Regions from separate parts of the Mus musculus genome. Here region 2 is linked to region 1. A link is a loop called in an ENCODE intact Hi-C map of the cell type or tissue named here. Cell type or tissue: heart. All regions are shown on one strand. Links, peaks and the distances in the headings refer to the core of each region. The heading gives the core; the rest is flanking DNA. Region 1 holds the start of Zfp346 (zinc finger protein 346). Region 2 has its middle 26 kb from the start of Fgfr4.

Region 1 (6,304 bases), core at 1,254-3,753:
TTTAGAGCTTGCCCCACACCAGTTCTCACTCTGCTTCTGCAAGCTGTTGTGGGTTGTGACATCTAAGTGATGTCTGATCTGGGGGACCACCTGCTGCCGTGCCTCCTTCCCACTATGAACTCTCGCTCTGGAACTGTAAGCCAAAATCAATGCTTCTTTCTGTATGTCATTCTTAGTCATGGCGCCTCCTTCTTCAGTTCTTTGGATAAGAGGCCTTGTCCCTACCCATGCAACCCCAACTGCTAGTGACACTTACATCATGTAAGAGCCCCAGGGATCAAACACTGGATGTCAGGCTTGGTAGCAAGCACCTTTACAGGCTGAGCCCTAGAGCCCTTTTCTGCTGTTACGAGTCAGTTTGTGTATCTCAGATTGGCCTTGAACTCCTGACCTTCCAACTCTATGTGCCAAGCTGTGGGGTGACTGGCCTATCCCACCAGCTCAGTCAGTTGTTTCTAGTTTCTTCCTCTAAGATGTCTTTAGGAAGATAAGCACTATCACTATAGCAACCTTGGCTTCTTGGATTATTTTGAAATTACCCAACTCTGAGTGAACAGGAAAAGCAAACTAGACCCCTGGGTCAGGGGCTTCTGTCACTCCAAGGTCGCCTCAATTTTCTGCCTTTTTACAGTGCCTCAAAGTGATACCTAAAGCTAGGCATGGCAGTACACACCTTTAGTCTTAGTTTCAGCACTTGGCAGGCAGAAGCAGGTAGATCTTTATGAGTTCAAGGCCAGTTGGGTCTACATAGTAAGTCCCAGGACAGCCAGGGCTACATAGGTCCTGTCTCAAAAATATAACAACAAATAATAATAACAATAACAGTAATAATAATAATAAAACTAATATTACAGCAATATAAGACCAGCAGTGCCCTATTTTACCTCATTATCATGTAAAACAGTGTTTTGTTTTGTTTCCTACCGTGTAAAATGGACCAAGATTCCATTTTACAAGCAGCCTGTGTCTCCACCTTGAGGGTAGAAGTAAACTGTATTCCTCAGTGGACCCAAACTCCTATTTGCTCGGCACCACTCATCGGCAGAGATTGATAAACGACTTATTCCTGAGAACAGAGGATGCTACCTCATAAACTTATTGGGAATGAACTGAGAACAAGCCCAAGAACTTATCAGATACTGCAGACCAAGGAGAAGCTCTAACTCTCTCATCCAGACCCCATAAAGTGAAGATGGCTCCCAACACTAGCCTCAAATACATCATGACAATCCTCCTGCCTCAGCCTCCAGAGTGATATAATTACAGGCAGGCACCACATCCAACCTTATTATTGTCTGGGTTTTTGTTTGTTTTGTGGGTGTGTTTTGTTTCGTTGAGAGATGATCTATTATTGGAGCAGAGGTTTGTCTTGAACTCCTGGTCGTCTTGCGTCCTCCAGAGTACTTTGACCACAGCCTTAACTATCTTTTTCTCGAACAATGTCTTTTTTTTCTCAAATGTGCATTTCTCTAACCTTAGTCTCCCAAATTTTGGAATAGCAAGTATGAGCCACCGTGCTCAGCCATTAGTAAGTGCTTCTTAGACAGGGTCTCAGGTAGCCCAGGCTGGCCTCAAGCTCCTAATCTTATATCCTCCACCTCCTGTGTATTGAGATGAAGAGCTGTACCATTATGTCTGCTTTAATAAGCTAAGTAAAACATTTCTAGAATCTGGGTCTTAGGTTCTCTTCCAAAGAAATGGGAGAAATTGCCGGGCATGGTGGTGCATGCCTTTGATCCCAGCACTCGGGAGGCAGAGGCAGGAGGATTTCTGAGTTCGAGGCCAGCCTGGTCTTCAGAGTGAGTTCCAGGACAGCCAGGGCTACACAGAGAAACCCTGTCTCGAAAAACCAAAAAGAAAAAAGAAAAGAAATGGGAGATAATTTTCCACATATAGAAAAAGGAAATGACAAGTGTCCGTCAGTGGCTCACCTTGAGCAAAACTGAGAGCCCTGAGCTAAGAAGTGATCAACATGAACCGTTTTTTTCCAATTCACTGGACTCCTAAGGCGCCAGAGGAACCAAAACAAAATGAGCCTCTGGGCCCCGCCTCCTCTGGGCCCCGCCCCCTCAGGGCCCCGCCCCAGCGGGACTCTGCAGAGCCCAAACTTCGCGAGAGTTGCTGGCCGGGTCAAATCCCCGCCCACCCACTGCTCGTGGTAGCAGGCCGCATGCGCAGCTTCTTAACGGCGCGTCTTGCCGGAAAGATGGAGTGTCCTGCGCCCGATGCTACGGATGCTGCGGACCCTGGAGAAGCCGGACCGTACAAGGGCTCCGAGGAGCCGGAGGGTCGGGAACCGGACGGAGTGCGCTTTGACCGCGAGAGGGCGCGTCGCCTGTGGGAAGCTGTGTCCGGTGCGCAGCCGGCGGGGAGGGAGGAAGGTGAGTCGGGGGCTCCGGGGTTGGCGGCTGGACCGAGGCGGGATGGGATGGCCCTGCCTCCTGTCACTCCCCTGGCGCCCGCCAGCCTCTGCACGACGTTCCGGAGCTGCGAGCTCGCTCTCGCGAAGGGTGCTGGACCTAGTAACTCGTTACCCTGCGGAATTTGTCCGTCCTCCTTTCCAGGGCGTTCACTTGCGAACAGTTTCCCCCCATTCTAGGTCTTGTCCTCTTAGACAGCGACAGGACTTTCCCAGCCTGACTCGTAGGCGAGCCAGCCCCCGTCCCTGTCTGTCTTTAATTCCACAACTCCACATTGCTTCTCTTTCCTCTCAAAGCCCTATGGTTCTGACAGATCCGAATAGCTTTATTTAATTTACTTCATTATTATTACATTTATTTTGCGACGCCTCTCACTGTTCCAACTCGTGGTGGACCTCCTGCCCTCATCCTTCCTAGTGAGAGGGAGGACCAACGTGAGCTCTGGAAGGTCTTCTTGAATCCCAGCTCCTGGGCTTGATGACTGCGTCCTGGTTTGCCATGTTTCTTCCTTGGTAGACTTGGCTGGCCTTGAACTTGCATGGGTCTCCCTGCCTCAGTGTGGGCATCGCTGGCTTGCACCACTATGTCCTTCAAAACCGTATTTCTGTGTCTGTTGCCAACAGCTTTTTCCACTGAGGAGGCCCAGGAGGCGGGGAAGCTTAGGTATTCATCTTGCCTCTGACTGCTTCATCTCACACTCGATGCAGAGTTGTGGAGAACAGTGTATACTCACTCAGGGTGCACTTCTGGGCAGAACCTTACCAGATGGCTCTGTTTGAACCAAAACTGGGTGGGTAACAAGGATACTAGAGGAGTGCAGGGCGAGCTGGCCTCTTTCTCTTTTCAGAGTCCCTTCCCGAGCTAGCTACTTAATACTAACCCAAATGTACAAGAACTGTTATCTGGGTTTCTGTGCTAACCTATCAGGTCCCTGCAGAGAAGTCTTTCCCTGGTTATTTTGCTTGCTGAGCAGACTAATCTTGGGAAGTTTAATGTGTTTGTGAACTGCTTGCCCTGGATAAAATTGGGATTTTTTTTTTTTTTTACCATATTAAAGGGAGATATATTTAAATTTTTAATATGTTTTTATTTTATGTGATGAGTGTTTTGCTTGCATGTATGTGTATATGAATGACAGGTACCCAAAGATATAAGAAGAAGGTATCATATCCCCCGAAACTCGAGGTACCATTATAAGCTACCATGTGGGTGTTGAGAACTGAACCCCTGGTTCTCTACAAAAGCAGTACATGGCCTTAACCACTGAACCATCTCTCTGACCCCAAGATACGTCGAATTTAAGTGTATGCATCCCCAATCTAATACTGTTAAGTCTGGCTCCTAATAAATGTATATGCCATTTCTGAGTCTCTACTTTTGTACTTTTAAACATTTTTTTGAGCCAGTTGTGGTAGCAGATACATGTCATTTTCAGCACTCAAGTGGTTGAGATAGGATCAAGAATTCAAGCCAGCTTCAGCTATATACTGAGTTTGAACCAGGCAGTTCTGGCACATGCGTTTAATCCCAGCACTTGGTTGAGTCTCTTAGTTCGAGGGCAGCCTGGTCTACAGAGACAGTTCCAGAACAGCCAGAGCTACACAAAGAAACTGTCTCAGGGAGGGAAAAAAAGTTTGAGAGAAGCATGGGATAAATAAGACTCTTGCCTCAAAAAAAATTGTAGTACAAAGTTGTCTCCTTGACCCAGATTTCCTTTCATGAATTTGACATTCCCAGGGCCAGCTGGACCTCAGAGCCTTAGGGATGAAGACGATGCTGTTCTTACTCTGGAGTAGCTTGCAGTCCGTCCTGGAGGCAAACACCAAAACAGTTGTATAACTTTCGTTTTTTAAATTTTACTTTTAATGATGGTTCTTAAATGTTTTAACCTCCCTTGTAACCCACCACCCACCAAAGGTAGTGGAAAAGAAAGGATACAGGGGAAGTGGACGGGTTTAGAAAGGTTCTTTGGAACAACGCCTGTCTATGTTATCTGGAAATCAGCAGTTCAGTTCACAGGTTAGCAGTCGACAGCAGCTCAGTCCACTTGCAAACACGTCATGGATACACCAGCCTTCCAGTCTGGTAGAGTCGGGTTAGCAACTGTGGTGACACGACCTAGCAGAGACAGCCAGGCCTCAGCCTCGGCTCGAGTCAGCAGGAGGGACAGCAGGGACACCAGAAGTTCTCAGCTGTGCCTCTCTCAGGGAATCGAAGATCAGTGAAGACAAGAGACCTACAAACATTGCAGCTTAGCTGTGCCAGCAAGCCAAGCTCTGTCTCCATCACTTGATAGAGTCCTATTTATAGCCTCCCAACATCATGTGTCCTCCACGTGCCTTGCCTCAGCACGTGCATCCAAGCAGCCAGAGTCTGAGGAGTCCTGACAGATGCAGCTCAACTACACAGTGTAAGGCCGACCAACACATGTGAGTCATTAGCAAAGAATCTTTCATCATGAGTCCTTTCACGTGCTTGCTTTAGCTGAACATCCTCTCTACTGTGTCTGCTTCAGCAAAATGTTCCTTCACGAGTCTGCCTTAGCCTTTCACCTGTGTCCACTTCAGGAAAACACTCCTTCATGTGTTTGCCCCAGCAAGACACTATGCGACACAACTAACTCCAAAGAACCCTTAAATTCCCACTTCACAGTTATTGTATAATGTAAGGGGAGAAGGGAAGAGGGGTGCCTCAGAATAGGAGATGCAGCAAAGGGCAGTGGCCTTGGGGAAGTGTGCCCTGGACCTTAAAGCAGAGAACACAGCAGCTGCTTACATACATGTGAGCATAATAATTAGTGCTCAGTTCGTGTCCCTGTTGAAAGTTCTCCAGTCACACTTAGATACCTCCAGCACTTACATTCTAATTATAAAATGTGTGTGCCCATGTCAGAGTACATACAGATGTGTTAGATCCCTTGGAACTGGAATTATAGGCAGTTGTGAACCAACATGAGAGCTGTGAACCAAACTCAGGTCCTCTAGAAGAAAAAAAAGCACATGTTCTTATTGGCTAATCATCTCTGCAGCCCCAACTCAGTGACTTTTTTCTTTTTTTTTTTTAGATTTATTTATTTTATGTATGTGAGTGCACACTGTAGCTGTACAGATGGTTGTGGTTGTTGGGGATTGAATCTTTAGGACCTCTGCTTGCTCCGATCAACTCCACTCACTCAGTCCCTATGTGCTCAGGCCCAAAGGTTCATTTATTATTATACATAAGTACACTGTAGCTGACTTCTGGCACACCAGAAGAGGGCGTCAGACCTCATTACAGGTAGTTGTGAGCCACCATGTCTTTGCTGGGATTTGAACTCAGGATCTTCAGAAGAGCAGTCTGTGCTCTTACCCGCTGAGCCATCTCGCCAGCCCCTGACTTTTTTTCTTATGTGTATTTAGAGAGTATGTGGTACCATGGTGTGTATGGAGGTCAGAGAACAACTTGCAGGAGTTGGTTTTCTCCTTTCCCAATGTGGGTCCTTGAAGATGTTACATTGGCTGACTTGGAACACTCTGGGTAGACCAGGCTGTGGCCTCAAACTCACAGAATGCTGGGATTAAAGTCATGCACCACCATGTCTGGCTATCTTCTTTATTTCTTCTTACATTTATGTATAAGTGTGTGGGCATATGGGTGTCCTAGCACTCCTGTGGAGATTAGAAGACAGCCTGGGGTAATCAGTGCTTTCCTTCTACGGTGTGGAGCTCAAGGATTGAACTCAGCAGTTCAGATCAGCCTTGGCGGCAGCACCCAGCCCACTGAGCCATGTCACCAGCTCTTGTGTGTGTTTATAAACAGTGCCTTTTGAAGCACAATCAGCTTCTAGTGCACGAAAGAGCGTGTGGTGCTTGTTTTCTTTGCCTGTCTGCTCTCACTTAAAATCA
Region 2 (6,304 bases), core at 2,482-4,981, 73 kb after region 1:
ATATATGTATATTAGCAGCAAAACTACTTCAGAGTTTTTCTTTGGTGTTTATTTTTATTTTAAAGAAAGCATAGCAGTGCTATGTTAGCATGGAATGTCATAATCCCCTCCCCGTTAGCTTGGAATGTCAGAATTTCCACCTTCACCCTTTACTCAGAGGTACTGGTCTTTCTTCATGGAGGCAGGAGAGGAAGGTCAGCTGATAGGAGGGAGACAACCATACCCATAATGAACAGTAAGGCTGCCTTCAAAACAGGGCATAGAAGCCAGATGTATGGGACTGGAGAGATGGCTCAGTGGTTAAGAGCACAGATTGCTCTTCCAGAGGTCCTGAGTTCAAATTCCAGCAACCACATGTTCAAGCTCACCCCCACCATGGAATCTGATGCCCTCTTCCTGTGTGTCTGAAAAGAGCAATGGTGTACTCATATATAAAATAAATAAATAAATCTTTAAAAAAAAAAAAAAAAAAAGACAGCTGCCGGGCGTGGTGGTGCATGCCTTTAATCCCAGCACTTGGGAGACAGAGGCAGGCGGATTTCTGAGTTCGAGGCCAGCCTGGTCTACAGAGTGAGTTCCAGGACAGCCAGGGCTACACAGAGAAACCCTGTCTCAAAAAACCAAAAAAAAAAAAAAAAAAAAAAAAAAAAAGAAGCCAGCATGGTGGTGCACGCCTTTAATCCCAGCACTCAGGAGGCAGAGGCAGGCGAATTTCTGAGCTCAAGGCCATCCTGGTCACAAAGTGAGTTTCAGGACAGCCAGGGCTACACAGAGAAACCCTGTCTTGGAAAAAAAAAAAAAAAAAGATGTGCTATGTATGCCTATGATCTGAGCACACCACACAGAGGTCCTGATGCTATGACCTTTTACCTTGCATTGTGGTGACCCCACAACCACAAATTTATTTCATTGTTGCTTCCTAACTATAATTTTTTACTACCATTATGAATTATAATGTAAATATCTGATATGCAGGATATTATATTCTATTCCCGTAAAATGGTCATTTGATACCCCCCAAGTTAAGAACCATAGGTTGAGAACCAATGGTTTAGAGCCTTCAACAAAGGGCTCCTCTGCTCAGATGAGGGTGCGCACCCCAAATCCCAGCACTCAAAGAGGGAGGCGCCCTGTGAGATTGAGGTCAGCCTGCTCTACAGAGTTACAGCCAGGAGTACACAGTGAGGCCTTGTCCCAAGCAAAAACAAAAACGGGACTGTTCTAGATGTTCTGATAGTGGATGCCGTTTAGTGAGATCCTTGGGTGTGATCTACATTGGAGAAGAAAGGAAGGGAGGGAGGGAAGGGAAGGAAGTCTTTGCGAGACTGTTAGGAAATGACCTCAACCTTGTACTTCAGAATGGAAAAAGCCAAGGTGCTGGGATGTAGCTCAGTTGGTAGAGTGCCTGCCTAGCATACACAGAGACCTGGATTCGGTTCCTACCCCTGCATAAACAAAAGCATGTGGACCCTAAGTGGGTGTTTGCAGTGACTTTAAAAAAAAGATTTATTTATTATTATAAATAATAATTATTATTAATTAGTCAGATCTCATTACAGGTGGTTGTGAGCTACCATGTAGTTGTGGGATTTGAACTCAGGACCTTCAGAAGAGCAGTCATTGCTCTTAACTGCTGAGCTATCTCCTGAGTACCTTTCAGGGACTTAGGAACAGTAAGCAGGTAATGACTGGGACAGCAGTTGTATCCTCCTGGGAGGGAAATGAAAGAGGATCGGGAGTTCAAGGCCACCTACGGCTACATAAGGCCCTGACTCAGGTCAGAGGGGTGATTTACCAGAGAAAGGCATTTGTGAGCTAGCCTTATCACCTGAGTTCAATTCTCTGGGTCTCACATGGTGGAAAAAAGAATACCAACTCCCATAAATTATCATCTGACCTTTACATACACATTCATGCTCACACAAATGCATAAAGTATAATAAAAAGTTTTAATAATAATAATAATAATGATAATAATGATCCTGTCTGAAACACTGAAAAAGAAAGAAGGGGGTGTATGATGGCTTAAGCCTATATTCCCAGTAGTTTAGGAGGCTGAGACAGGAGGATTGTTGTGAGTTGGAGGGTAACCTGGACTACAAAGTGAGTTCCAGGTACAATTTTACCTCAAAACCAAACAAAAGAAGAGAAATACAAGATCAGTTATTGATGTTTCTGAGGAAGTGACCTCAGTGCCCCCAATGCCTGCGAGTACTCTCTCCACCAGACATTTTTTCAGTCACTGTGCATGCCGTGAAGATGGCCTGGTCCCTGCCCGCAGGAGTGAAGACAGATAGATAGGCTTGCTCCCCGCCCCCCAGGAGTTTCCAGTGAAATAAACAACCAAGAAAGTACTGACTATGATTAAACAGAGAACCCTGCAGGTCAACCACTTGACAATCCTGCAAGACAGATCATGATGAGCCTTCGGGAAGCGCTCCATGAGGGAATCAAACCTGAGTTGCAGGCCAGTGCCTGTCTTGAGAGAGTGGGAGGGAGACCATTCCAAAGAGAGGGAGCAGGCTCTGCAAAGGCCCAGAACATGGCAGGCAGGGACAGGGAGATCTGAGGAGCTCCAGGTCACTCATGTAGACAGAGTGAAAAAGAACAGGGCATCAGATGAAGCCCACTGTAGCAGGCCAGTGAAGAGACCAGAGAGCCCAGTGAGGTGGTTGATAGACTTAGTTATGCCTAGAGACACAGCTGGGAACTGGGACATGACTTCCTCTGGAGACAAAAGCAAGGAGCCAGAGAGTAGTTTTTGTTTGTTTGTTTGTTTGTTTGTTTTAATTTTATTTATTTAATGTATGAGTGCTCTGCTGCACATACACCTGCCTGCCTGAAGAGGGCATCAGATTCCCCCATAGATGGTTGTGAGCCACCATGTGGTTGCTGGGAATTAAATTCAGGACCTCTGGAAGAGCAGCCAGTGCTCTTAGCCACTGAGCTGCTTTTCTCACCAGCCCCAGAAAGAGCCACAACTCACTCCCTCTCCCATCCCCTGGCCTGAGGCCTAGACCTCCGGAATCCCAAGGCTCCAGCTTGGACCAGGAGTTTCCAAGTCAGGCATAAAGAACTTGCCAAAAAGGAGCCTTTAGTCACAGCACCCTTGAGGCAGAGGCAAGATCTCTATGACCGAGTAGGAGGCTCGCCTGGTCCACATAGTGAGTTCTAGGCCATCCAGGGCTACGGGCAGGGATGTGGGACAGCTCAGGACTACAGCATTTGCTCAATACTCACAGGGCAATGTGAGTGATTTAGGGGCCTGTGGGGCAGATGATGGTGAAAACAGAAAAACACACTCCAGACCCACATGTTTTGCTACGCCAAGAAAGAAAGAAAGAAAGAAAGAAAGAAAGAAAGAAAGAAAGAAAGAAAGAGAAAAAAAATGTACACAGCACCACTCTGGCTCCATCATCCTGGGCTTTGCTCCTGGTCATTTTCCTTACCCTCCCCCCACCCCCACCCCCTTTTCTTCTCCAGTCTCTGGTTTGTGAAGGCAATCAGAACAGAGTCAAGGGTGACATACTGGGGTGTTGGTGCCACCTCCTGGTAGCCACAGGAAATGCAACATCTTGTTTTGGCCTGGTTCAGAGGTGGTTTGTATTGGGATATACAATATATCCAACTTGTGGTCATCAGGACATTCTTGGAGGACAGTTTTCTTTCAACTGTTTATTTTATTTCACGTGTGTGAATGTTTCATCTGCTTGCATGTATGTGCGCTTTGCAGAAGTCGGACAGGATCATCGGATCACCTAGGGACAGGATGGAGCCCTTGGTCCCCAAGCAAGAGCAGCAAGTGTTTTTAACCACTGAACCCTCTCTCCAGACTTCCCTGGGAGACAGTTTTCTTCAGAAACAAGTTTCTAATCCATGCTTGGGGGAGGTGCTAAGCAACTGCGTCTACTCAAAACCCTCCACTGACTTCAGGATTGGGGTCCATGGCCCTTAACATGACTCAGGATTTCAGTCTGGTCCTCCTCAGCCCCAGCCCCCTGCATGGGTGCTCCCACATGGTGCCTCCAACCAGAAATTCCCTGTATCTCTGCAATAGCCATGGATGTTGTTGTGATTTGAATAGGTATGGTCCCCATAAAGTCATGTGTTTGACTGTTTGGCCTATAGGGTGTGGCACTATTAGGAGGTGTGGCCTTGTTGGAGGTGTGTCAGTGGGGGCAGGCTTTGATGTCTCCTATGCTCAAGCTACACCCAGTGTGGCACACAGTCTCCTGATTCCTGAGGAACTCTCAGCTCAGTCGGTATGCCTGTCATGTCTGCCTGGATGCTGCCATGCTTCCTACCATGATGATAATGGACTGAACCTCAGAACATGTAAGCCAGCCCCAATTAAATGTTTTCCTTTTTAAGAGTTGCCTTGGTCATGGTGTCTGTTCACAGCAGTAAAACCTTAACTAAGACAGTGGGAAAAAGTGTCTCACAGAGTGGGAACAGCAAGTGCAAAGGCCAAGGTATCTCTAAGGAGACGGGAGAAGCCAAGGACTGGAAAGAAAACTAGAGTTGCCAGAGCTGTGCCAATAGATCTCAGGGGCCTTGGCAAGGGGTTGAGTATCTGGCAAAGGGTGGAAGGTGAGGTTTTCAGCAGCAAATGTCATGATAGCGCATATGTTTGGAAAGAGTCCCACAGAGCTGCCTGGTACGAGCTGGCAGTTTAGATGGAGCTGGCAGGGGCACATGGGAGATAGAAGGTGGAGGCTTGGATTCTTGAGACCTTACTCCAAGCTGGTTCTGCCTGCATTAGGGCTCTCAATCTCTGGCTTTAGCTTTTCTGGAGCCAAGACAAGGATCAGGCCTCTGACTGACCTCCTTAGGGAGAACTTCCTCCTCCTCCTCCTCCTCCTCCTCTTCTTCCTCTTCTCCTTTATTTATTTATTTTATGAATATGAGCACATCATTGCTCTCTTCAGACTCATCAGAAGAGGGCATCAGATCCCATTACAGATGATTGTGAGCCACCACGTGGTTGCTGGGAATTGAACTCAGGACCTCTGGAAGAGCAGTCGGTACTCTTCAGCCCAGGGGAACTCTTCTTACTTGTGTGTGTTATGCCAGCTCTGGATACATTTCAGGCCTACCCCTCCAACATCCAACTTCCCAGCTTCTGGTAGGAAGCTGAGCTGTGAGACCTGCCAACCTACTTCACGGAGGAGGAAGCTTAGATGCAAAGTTGGGGAGCTAGCTACCAGAGGAAGAGGTGAGCTTTGAGCCAAGGTCTCTGTGCCCTCCCACCATCCCAGTTATAAGAACAGCCAGTTATACCCAGGCCTACCAGTTATAGGCAGGGCTCTGTCACCCTGTGTGACTCAGCATTCTCTCCTGCAAGATGGGGGCATACCAGTTTCTCACTGCTGTGACAGAAGCAAGCAAGTAGGGAAGGAATGGTTTGTTCAGGCTCATGGTGGGAGGGTACAGTCCGAGACAGCATGGCGGCAGGAGAGTGGTCATGTGGCACCCACAACCAGAAAGCATCAGAAGATGAACTCTGGTGTTTCTCACTCTCCATCTTTCTAGGAACAGCTCTGTAGACAGGCCTATAGATGCATTTCCATGGAGTCAAGTTGATGTTGTGAAAGTTTCCTCTAGGATTGAAACATTCCACTATGCAGGCGAGATCATGTTTCCTTGGTTTGGTTTGGTTTGGTTTGGTTTGGTTTGGTTTGGTTTGGTTTGGTTTTTTCGAGACAGGGTTTCTCTGTATAGCCCTGGCTGTCCTGGAACTCACTTTGTAGACCAGGCTGCCAGGCTGGCCTCGAACTCAGAAATTCGCCTGTCTCTGCCTTCCGAGTGCTGGGACAGCCAGGGCTACAGAGAAACCCTGTCTCGAAAAACCAAAAAAAAAAAAAAAAAAAAAAAAAAAAAAGAGTTGCCTTGGTCATGGTGTCTGTTCACCGCAGCAAAACCCTAACTAAGACATCTCCCCAGGAAAAGCTTTGTCATACAACAGTTGACAAAGAGGATTAACATGATCATCATAATAACCTGCCTAGTAGTATCTGTAAGGTGGATGGAACGGGTACCCATCCCGCCCAGGACGGCACTGGCGTCAGCAGCATAGGAACGCTGTTGCAGTAGCTGCACTTGCTCGGGAGAGCTCGGATAAGGAAGGAGGAAGCCGAGGCTTTGCCAAGTCACCTAAGTCCAGTCAAAGGCGCCCAATGCAAGCAGCGTTTCCTTTCCCATTTGCCAGGGTGTTTGTTTGTTTGTTTGTTTTGTTTTGTTTTGTTCTGTTTGTTTTGCTTTTTTTTTTTTCTTTTTCCTGAGCCCTGGCTGTCCTGTAACTCTC

Evidence for each region. Peaks named below come from ENCODE experiments on the same cell type or tissue, not always from the same donor. Only the 100,000 strongest peaks of a DNase experiment are listed, where the experiment ranks them.
Region 2: it touches region 1 in a loop (3-fold over the local background); 14 of 42 quality-filtered maps call a loop at or near these places.

Annotation. Positions count from the first base shown.
Region 1 is chr13:55,103,138-55,109,441 of GRCm38, forward strand. It overlaps Zfp346 (zinc finger protein 346), which reads left to right and starts at 2,172. Exons shown (of 7, transcript NM_012017.2): 1 at 2,172-2,381. The coding sequence starts at 2,207. In heart, for the core only: a CTCF peak has its summit at 2,303; DNase peaks (open chromatin) are centred at 2,144 and 2,994; H3K4me3 peaks cover 1,689 bases; H3K27ac peaks cover 1,871 bases.
Region 2 is chr13:55,175,230-55,181,533 of GRCm38, forward strand. No RefSeq gene overlaps it. Among named protein-coding and RNA genes, the nearest start is that of Fgfr4, 26 kb to the left of the region's middle. In heart, for the core only: CTCF peaks have their summits at 2,841 (motif pointing right) and 3,576 (motif pointing left); DNase peaks (open chromatin) are centred at 3,052 and 3,562.